Regions from separate parts of the Homo sapiens genome. Here region 2 is linked to region 1. Evidence: chromatin loops called from intact Hi-C (ENCODE). Cell type or tissue: PC-9. All regions are shown on one strand.

Region 1 (4,000 bases):
GTTAGTCATTGGGGGAGGTTGTATAAATTCTATCTTATGGACATCTTTAGTAGTAACTATATAGTTAAAAGCTTTTGTGGTTGCTATACATATATGAAAAGACTTTTTAAAAAATTCTTTGTGGAGGGCAGTTTTTTTGTTGTTGTTATTTTGAAATGTGGTTCTCTCTGCTGTCCTAAACCTATGTTCCAACAGTTTGAAACTGATTAATGGGTATACGTTTGACCTTTTAATTAAAACATTAATTTGTGAATGATCAACATTCCCTAATAAGCTTTTCACAGGTTGTTAAGAGAAACAAAAGTTCTGTGACTCTTAGTGACTACTGAGATTGCTGCTTAGAAAGGAGCTGGGGAGAAAGTTTGCTGTATCTGTTTTTCGGTGGAGAAAATCAGCAGCTAACATCTTCAGTTGAGTGTGTGGGAGTTTGGAATCTTGTCATCTCTTCCCTCTTCCAAAGGTCAGGTCCTTTGGAATCTTGTCATCTCTTCCCTCAAGGACCGTATCACACATGCTATAGGACAGAAGTTGCAAACTCAAATGATATTGAGTGGGGATGGTAGCATAAGAGAATGAAACAGGCCACATTTAAGAAGAATAATGGCATAGGTTCAAAGATAAAGACAAATGGCAGCTGACATTTGGCACAGTGTGTGTGACAGTTTCTGGAGGGTGGGAACAGGGGCTCCCTGATGCCATAACTGAAGGGGCAACTGGGCTATGGCCAGGCCTCTCTCTTTGTCTTTGAGAAGTCAGCAAACTTTTTTTTTCTTTTATTGTAAATATTCATACTAATTCAGATTTATTACCAAACACACTGTAGTCCAACACTGCAGGCTGAACAACCCCATTTGTGGAGTGTTTTTCTGTTTCTTTTTTTTTTTTTTTTTTTTTGAGACAGGGTCTTGCTCTGTCATCCAGGCTGGAGTACAGTGGTGAGATCACACGGCTCACTGCAGCCTCGACCTCCTGGGCCTGAGTGATCCTCTCACCTCAGCCTCCCCAGTAGCTGAGACTATAAGTGTGCGCCAGTGTGTCTGGGGTTGGGGAGTCTCACTGTGTTGCCCAGGCTGGTCTTGAACTCCTGGGATCAAGCAATCCTCCTGCCTTGTCCTCCAAAAATGCTAGGATTACAGGCATCAGCCAACACGCTCAGCCTGGGGTGGTTTTTTTTTTTTTTTTTTTTTTTTTTTGAGATGGAGTTTCATTCTTGTTGCCCAGGCTGGAGTGCAGTGGTGTGGTCTTGACTCACTGCAACCTCCGCCTCCCAGGATCAAGCTATTCTCCTGCCTCAGCCTCCCAAGTAGCTGGGATTACAGGCGCCTGGCTAGTTTTTTTTGTATTTTTAGTGGAGATGGGGTTTCACCATGTTGGCCAGGCTGGTCCTGAACTCCTGACCTCGGGTCGTTCACCTGCCTCAGCCTCCCAAAGTGCTGGGATTACAGGTGTGAGCCACAGCACCTGGCCCTGGGGTGTTTTTTGACCAGTGGGTTACCTACGTAAGAATCTCTGTTACCCAGGCCTCCAGGCCACACAGTCCCACTGTGCTGGACGTAGCCTCCAGTCTGGTGGAGCAGCATGTTTGTAAAGTGAAATGTGTGGGCGTGGTTGTTCTGTGCTAGGAGCTACATCAACTACTTCCTGGTGGCCACTGACTGTCCTAAATGCAAGCTGAGATTTTGCTTCTTCTTGTGGTTAATGTGCAATTCCATACGCTTTTATTTTGTACATATATTCATTAGTTCTTACTGGCTCCTATTTAGTAGCCTTGCTACAGATTCCTCAAATTGACATCTTTACCAAAGTTGACTGACTGATGACTCCCAAGAAGTTTTTTTTGCCACCCAACACTTGGCATCCTTCCAGAGCTACAGCCCTTGCCCGCTCTCAGTTGGGATTCCTGCCATCTTTGTTTTGAATCAGTCTTGGTTTTCAAATGCCACTTTTACCACATTTTAATTTCTAAGTTACTGTTACTTTAAAATTATTATCAAGTTAGTTTGTTGTTTGGTTAATTCTACTATGTATAGTGAATGAGGCATATATGTATCCATAGTGTTTTTAGCTTGCAATTTTCAAATAACTAGACATATATGAATTGTAGTTCAAAATGAATCATTCACAGACCTTTGGCTAAAACAGATACGTATATATCTCCCCTATTTGTGTTTTTGGCTCACTGCAACCTCCGCCTCTTGGGTTCAAGCGATTCTCCTGCCGCAGCCTCCCGAGTAGCTGGGATTACAGGTGCCCACCACCATGCCTGGCCAATTTTTTTCATATTTTTATTAGAGACGGGGTTTCACTATGTTGGCCAGGCTGGTCTCAAACTCCTGACCTCAGGTGATCCACCTGCCTCGGCCTCCCAAAGTGCTGGGATTACAGGTGTGAGCCACCGTGCCTGGTCTAACTGTGATACTTTATAGTTATCACAGAGTTCATTTTCCTACTGGAAAGTGGACAGTGGGGATAACTGGTCTCAGATGACTCTTTTGCCTGGAATATGTGGGATGGAATGACGGGTGCTTGAGAGCTATTGCTCTGAAAGTGTTGACAGACATGCTATGTCTACACACATGTAGACTGACAGACACTCTGTCTACATGCATGTAGCACCCCTGGCAGACACATTCTGTGTACACATGTGTGGTGTCATTGTCAGACACTATTTCCATGCATGTGTAGGACCACTGACAGGCATCCTATGTCTACATGTGTAGGGGATGAAACGGTTAGATGAAGAAGGCTATTTTGTAAACCATTCTCTAGACTCAGTTGCATTGCTCTGTAGCCATACTTTGCCCAGGTCATGGAGGAAGCAGAGTAGATCTGTTCAACTAATACATGGACTGCCAAAGGTTTATGCGGTCTTTTCAGCAAGGGTAATAGCAATCCTTCATAATCTACACTACCCCCTCTGCTTTCCTCACCTTGCGTCCTCTCCACATTCCAACTGTGCCCTGTTCCACTCCCCTGAGACTGGTCTCCATATGGCCCCAGTTTGTTGCTAAATCTAAAGTTCTCTTCTCTGTCCTTCTCTGTTCTTATTTCACCTCTCAGCAGCATTCCACAATGTGGACCATGGCCTCTTCATAAAGCTCTTTCCTCACTTGCTTCTGTGTCTCCACGAAACTCGGATTTTCCTCTTAGGTCACTAGTTGTTCCTTCTCAGACTCCTTTGCTACCTGACACCTAAATGCAGGGGCACCCCAGGAATTGATCTTGGACCCCATTCTCTGTTCTGGGTGTGCCCCTCCCTAGCAGATCTCATCGGGGCCCATGATTTTAAATAGTGTCTACATGCCAGTGATGCTTAAACCCCCAATCTTTAGTTCTGATCTGGCCTGAAATTTCTGTCTCAGATGCCTACTGCCTGCTTTTTCTTAGTTTTCTCCATCACCGCTTGCCACAACCACCATCCACTCAGTTGTTCAAGCTGTAAGTTTAGAGTTTATCCTTAATTCTTTCCTCTCCCTCTCTTTATCGCCCCATCCAATTCATTAGAACCCATCAGCGTTACTTCCAAAGCATGTCTTACATTGGCCTGCTTCATTTTGTCTCCACTGATGCAGCCCCAGTCCAGGCAGCCACCGTCTCTTGTCTGGACACTGCATTTGTGTCCTGACTGGTCTCCCTATGTCCATTCTTGCCCTACAACCAGTTTTTCACATAGCAGTCAGAGGGATCTTTTATTTATTTTGAAATGGAGTCTCTCCTTGTTTCTCAGGCTGGAGTGCAATGGCGTGATCTCGGCTCACTGCAACCTCCACCTCCCGAGTTCAAGAGATTCTCGTGCCTCAGTCTCCCGAGTAGCTGGGACTACCAGTGCATGACACCATGCCCGGCTGATTTTTTGTATTTTTAGTAGAGATGCGGTTTCACCATGTTGGCCAGGCTGGTCTTGAACTCCTGAGCTCAAGTGATCCTCCCACCTCAGCCTCCCAGAGTGCTGGATTACAGGCGTGAGCCATCACACCTGGCCAGAGGGATTTTTTGAAAG
Region 2 (4,000 bases), 67 kb before region 1:
GGGTACTGGCCGGCTCAGCTCACTCCTGGTGGAAGGGCACGGAGAGGCCTGCAGAGGTTAGTTGGTAGTGGGAGGGGGAGTGTAGAGAAGGCAAAGGGGGCAGGTGTCCAGGAGAGGCCCTGGTTAGTGGCCAGTATGGAGAGGGTGGCCAGGCATAAGAAGACTAGACAGACCGGGTGCAGGGGCTCACGCCTTGAATCCCAGCACTTTGGGAGGCCGAGGTGGGTGGATCTCTTGAGCCCAGGAGTTTGACACCAGCCTGGACAACATGGCAAAATCTCATCTCTACAAAAATACAAAAATTAGCCAGGCATGGTGGGGTGCACCTGCAGTCCCAACTACTCTGGGGACTGAAGTGGGAGGATTGTTTGAGCTCGAGAGGTTGACGCTGCAGTGAGCCGAGACCACGTCACTGCACTCCAGCCTGGGCAACACAGCAAGATCCTGTCTCAAAAAAAAAAATTTTAAAAAAAGAAGGCTAGCCGGGTAGGTTGGGAGGTATTAAGAGGACCTCAGTGCCCATCAAGAGTCTTTACTCAGTGGACGGTGGGAGCTCATGCAGGGGTGTGCCTAAGCCTGGTGGGTGCCTGTGCCCCTTGCTCATCCTGCCGTATCTCCCCGGCCTCTCATCTTCCAGGCCATGCCTTGAGCTTATCTGGAACCTCCACCCTTAGCAGGAAGAAGGGTGAGCAATGGGTGGGTGCTGGGAGAATGCTGGGAGGGCCTGAGAGCACTGCGGGGTGCTAGGCAGAGGCACCCTTCTCTGCCCCACTTGCCTCAGCCCTTCCCGCATGATGTTCCATGCTGCCTCTGGAGGGGTGAGGCTGGGAGGGGAGGGTATGGTGGGGTGGGAGAGGCCCTGGTCCCCCACCCGCAGAAGAGAAGCAGGAGCCCTCGATGATCACAGCCCTGGGATAGACACAGTGCCTCAGCCAAGGGTCAGGTACATGCCCCTCTGGAGGACAGGCTGTACCCCTCGGAGACTCATTGCATTGGCAGCTGGTCTAGGATGTGGGACAGTCTGCGGTAAGGTGAGTGGCCGGGGTTTTAGTGTGTGAGATGTGCAACGCCATTTTCACCTGCATCTGAGTTTCCAGCAGCTCGCAGGGTACCGGCCATATTGTTTCTCTATCTGGGTGCTGATCTCATGGGGTGTTTGTCTTGTGACCATTCACTGGGCTGTCCAGGTGCAATCTGTGCACCTTTCTCTGTGGTTCTATGCCTCACACAGGGTGTGCAGGGCACAGCATCCGCAGGGTGTCCTGGGCAGAGGAGAGGGGCTTCTGGCCGCACCAGGGGAGAAGGCACAGGGACCTCTGGCAGCCCAGCCCTCAGGACACAGTCAGGCCACGTGACCTTCCCCCCAAGTGAGGCGCCCCTGGACCCACAGGGTTGGGTGTGGGGCTGCTCTGACGGCAGCCAGTCCCACGGGGCCTCTGAGTCACAGCCTCAGCCCACCTGTGCCTTGGAGTCACTCCTGACAGCCCCACCCACCAGCTCTGTGTGATAAGGGACAGGTCCCTGCTCCCCGGCTCTGCTGAGGGAGGCGCCCCACCCGAGCCTTCCCCTCTGTCCTCTACATGACACCCCTGCGGTGGTAACCTAACTGTGTCTTAAAAACAAGCACTTGTCCCCTTTCCAAGTCCTGGGTCCACATTCACGCATTTGCCTTTCAAAGGCACAGCTGGGCTCTAGTCCTCGCTCACCACAGAGGAAACACAGGGAAGCCCAGAGAAGCCAAGGTCGCACCGTCGCCCAGCGAAGGCAGAGCTGGGGCCAAGCCCTGGCCTTCGCACTCCATGTGGCCACTTTATCTCTGCCCAGCACAGGAGCTGCAAGGAAAAGACTCCAGGAGAGGAGCCCTGAGGGGACAGTGCCCCAGCCCACCCATGTCCAGTGAGTGGGCAGGGCAGGTGGGGCTGCGGACCCCAGGCTCAAGACCTTCTCACCAGCCATCTTCAGAGGAGAAGCCAGCCCTGCCTCACCGCAGGACTACGCGCTTCTGCCCACTATGCAAGTGTGGCGAAGCCTGCAGCAGCTGCAGCCAGGAGCTGATGGGCCGGGGCAGTGCCCCATTCTCCTGCGACAGCTGAGCTCCCACCCCAGATTCCCTGCTCCCACCAGGGGCTTCCCCACAGCAAGGACCACCTTCCTCCTCTGAGCCAGCCAGGCGGCCACTGGCCCAGTCTGGCTGGGGACAGGGCCCTGGGTGGTCTCTGTCCCCACCCTGCCTGTTCCTTCTCTTGGGCTGAGCCCAGTGCTGGGGTCAAGGATGGGGAATGGGTGCTCTTGAACTGCTGACTCACTGATCCCAATCAACAGGAGTTTGCAGGGGAAAGGTGAGCCCTTCCCACCTGGGGAAGGCGTGTCTTACTCTCCAAGTAGGCATTTCATGGCACCAGGCAGATGCTTGGGCATTTGCCATAGTGTAACTGTTCAGAACAGTTGCTCTCAGTTGAACAAATATTTCCAGAGCATCCACTGAGGGGCAGACCAGGTGTTGGGGCCAGGATGAGTAAAACACCATTCTCCGTCTCTGAGGCCAGGCGATCTGGCAGGCTAGACAGGGCTGAACACACCTTGGGTACCATGCGTGAGGGCCACAGGACGGGAGAGGTCCTGAGCCAGCACCAGGCGCATGGGTTAGGGTCCAGCCATCAGCTGGAAGGGTCTCCTGTGGAGGTGATAACAGGGGCTTGAAGAGTGAGCCAAGGGGGCTGGCACTAGCAATGCCAGAGCAATGAGGGGCAGGCCGTGGGGAGACGGACGTAGTTCATCCTGCCAAGAGTGAGCTGCAGGGGCCAGGGTAGATGTGGGGGAGTTGTGGGCAAGGTGGGCCAGGACCTTGGGGAGAACCCACAGTCCTGTGGAGGCGCTGTCTGGGAGCCCTTGGTGAGGGCGGAGCTGAGCAGGAGCAGGGCTTGCAGAAGAGACCTGGAGGGTGATGTCACAGGAGCCAGGGAGGAAGGGGACTGGGCTTGAGAGGCTTGAGGGCATTTGGGAGATTCCTTGGCAGGGGCTTGGTGATGGCTTGGGCGTGGGAAGTGAAGGAGAGGGAGGAACCTGGGAAGATCCCCGGCTTCTGGGCGAGGGGGTGGTGGTGATTCTGCCTGCAGAGAAGGGGTGGGGAGCCTGGGAGGGCCTGGAGGGAGGGAGGAGTCCACAGTTCACACTAGGACGCCTGGGTTTTCCAGTGGCTATCTGACATCCGGGAGGAGGCCAGAGCCCAGCACACGGAGGCTCTAGAGATTCCAAGACGATGAGGAGGCTGGTCCTGAGCTGACCTGAGCGGAAGGGGCCTGAGGGTGCAGAGGGAGGACGGGGCTGACAGCAGAGTCCTGGGAGCATCTTTAGAGGCCGTGGACCACAGCCAAGCCAGTAGGGAGCCCATCCAGGGAGGCAGTGGGTACAAAAACAGAAGAAAGCTGAAAAGAGCACCCTGGGACTCCGATATTCAAGGACCATTGTTTTAAGGTTTCTGATCTCCGCATTCAACAGTGACAAGGGCAGCAGACATCGGTACTCTCAGGCATTTGTACAGCACCTTCTGCACTTCAAAATGCCTTCCCTGCACCCCCAACACAGGGCTTGCAAATACAAAGCCAGGTGAGGAATGGCCCTAGGGCCCCCGTCCCAGCCCTCCCCAGTTTGCATTCATTTGGTTCCTGAGCTAGGACGCTCCCTCCAGCTACCGGCATCTGGCTGCTGAGGTGGGGGCCGGGGGCCTGCCAGCCTGCTGTGTCCTTGCCCATCAATTTTACCACCTGCGAGACGCCAGGAGAGGGCACATGAAATATAAAATGAGTTGAGGCATAAAAGTGTTTCGGAATAAAAATGATGTGTACTGGCAAGAGATTACAGTTATTACAAGGACCGTGCGCTGCCGCCATCACTCATACCTGGGAGAGGAAGAGTGTGGTCGCCTGCCGAAGGAGGCAGCAGCCACCGTGCCTCCTCCTCTGGGGACAGGGCCGCAGACTGCAGGGTGCCAGGCTGCAGG

Evidence for each region. Peaks named below come from ENCODE experiments on the same cell type or tissue, not always from the same donor. Only the 100,000 strongest peaks of a DNase experiment are listed, where the experiment ranks them.
Region 2: it touches region 1 in a loop (3-fold over the local background); 4 of 110 quality-filtered maps call a loop at or near these places.

The regions. Positions count from the first base shown.
Region 1 is chr17:80,547,206-80,551,205 of GRCh38, forward strand. All of the region lies in intron 1 of RPTOR (regulatory associated protein of MTOR complex 1), which reads left to right. Among named protein-coding and RNA genes, the nearest start is that of RPTOR, 4.4 kb to the left of the region's middle. In PC-9, no CTCF peak of the experiment used is centred here; a DNase peak (open chromatin) is centred at 1,566.
Region 2 is chr17:80,480,055-80,484,054 of GRCh38, forward strand. No RefSeq gene overlaps it. Among named protein-coding and RNA genes, the nearest start is that of NPTX1, 5.4 kb to the left of the region's middle. In PC-9, no CTCF peak of the experiment used is centred here; no DNase peak of the experiment used is centred here.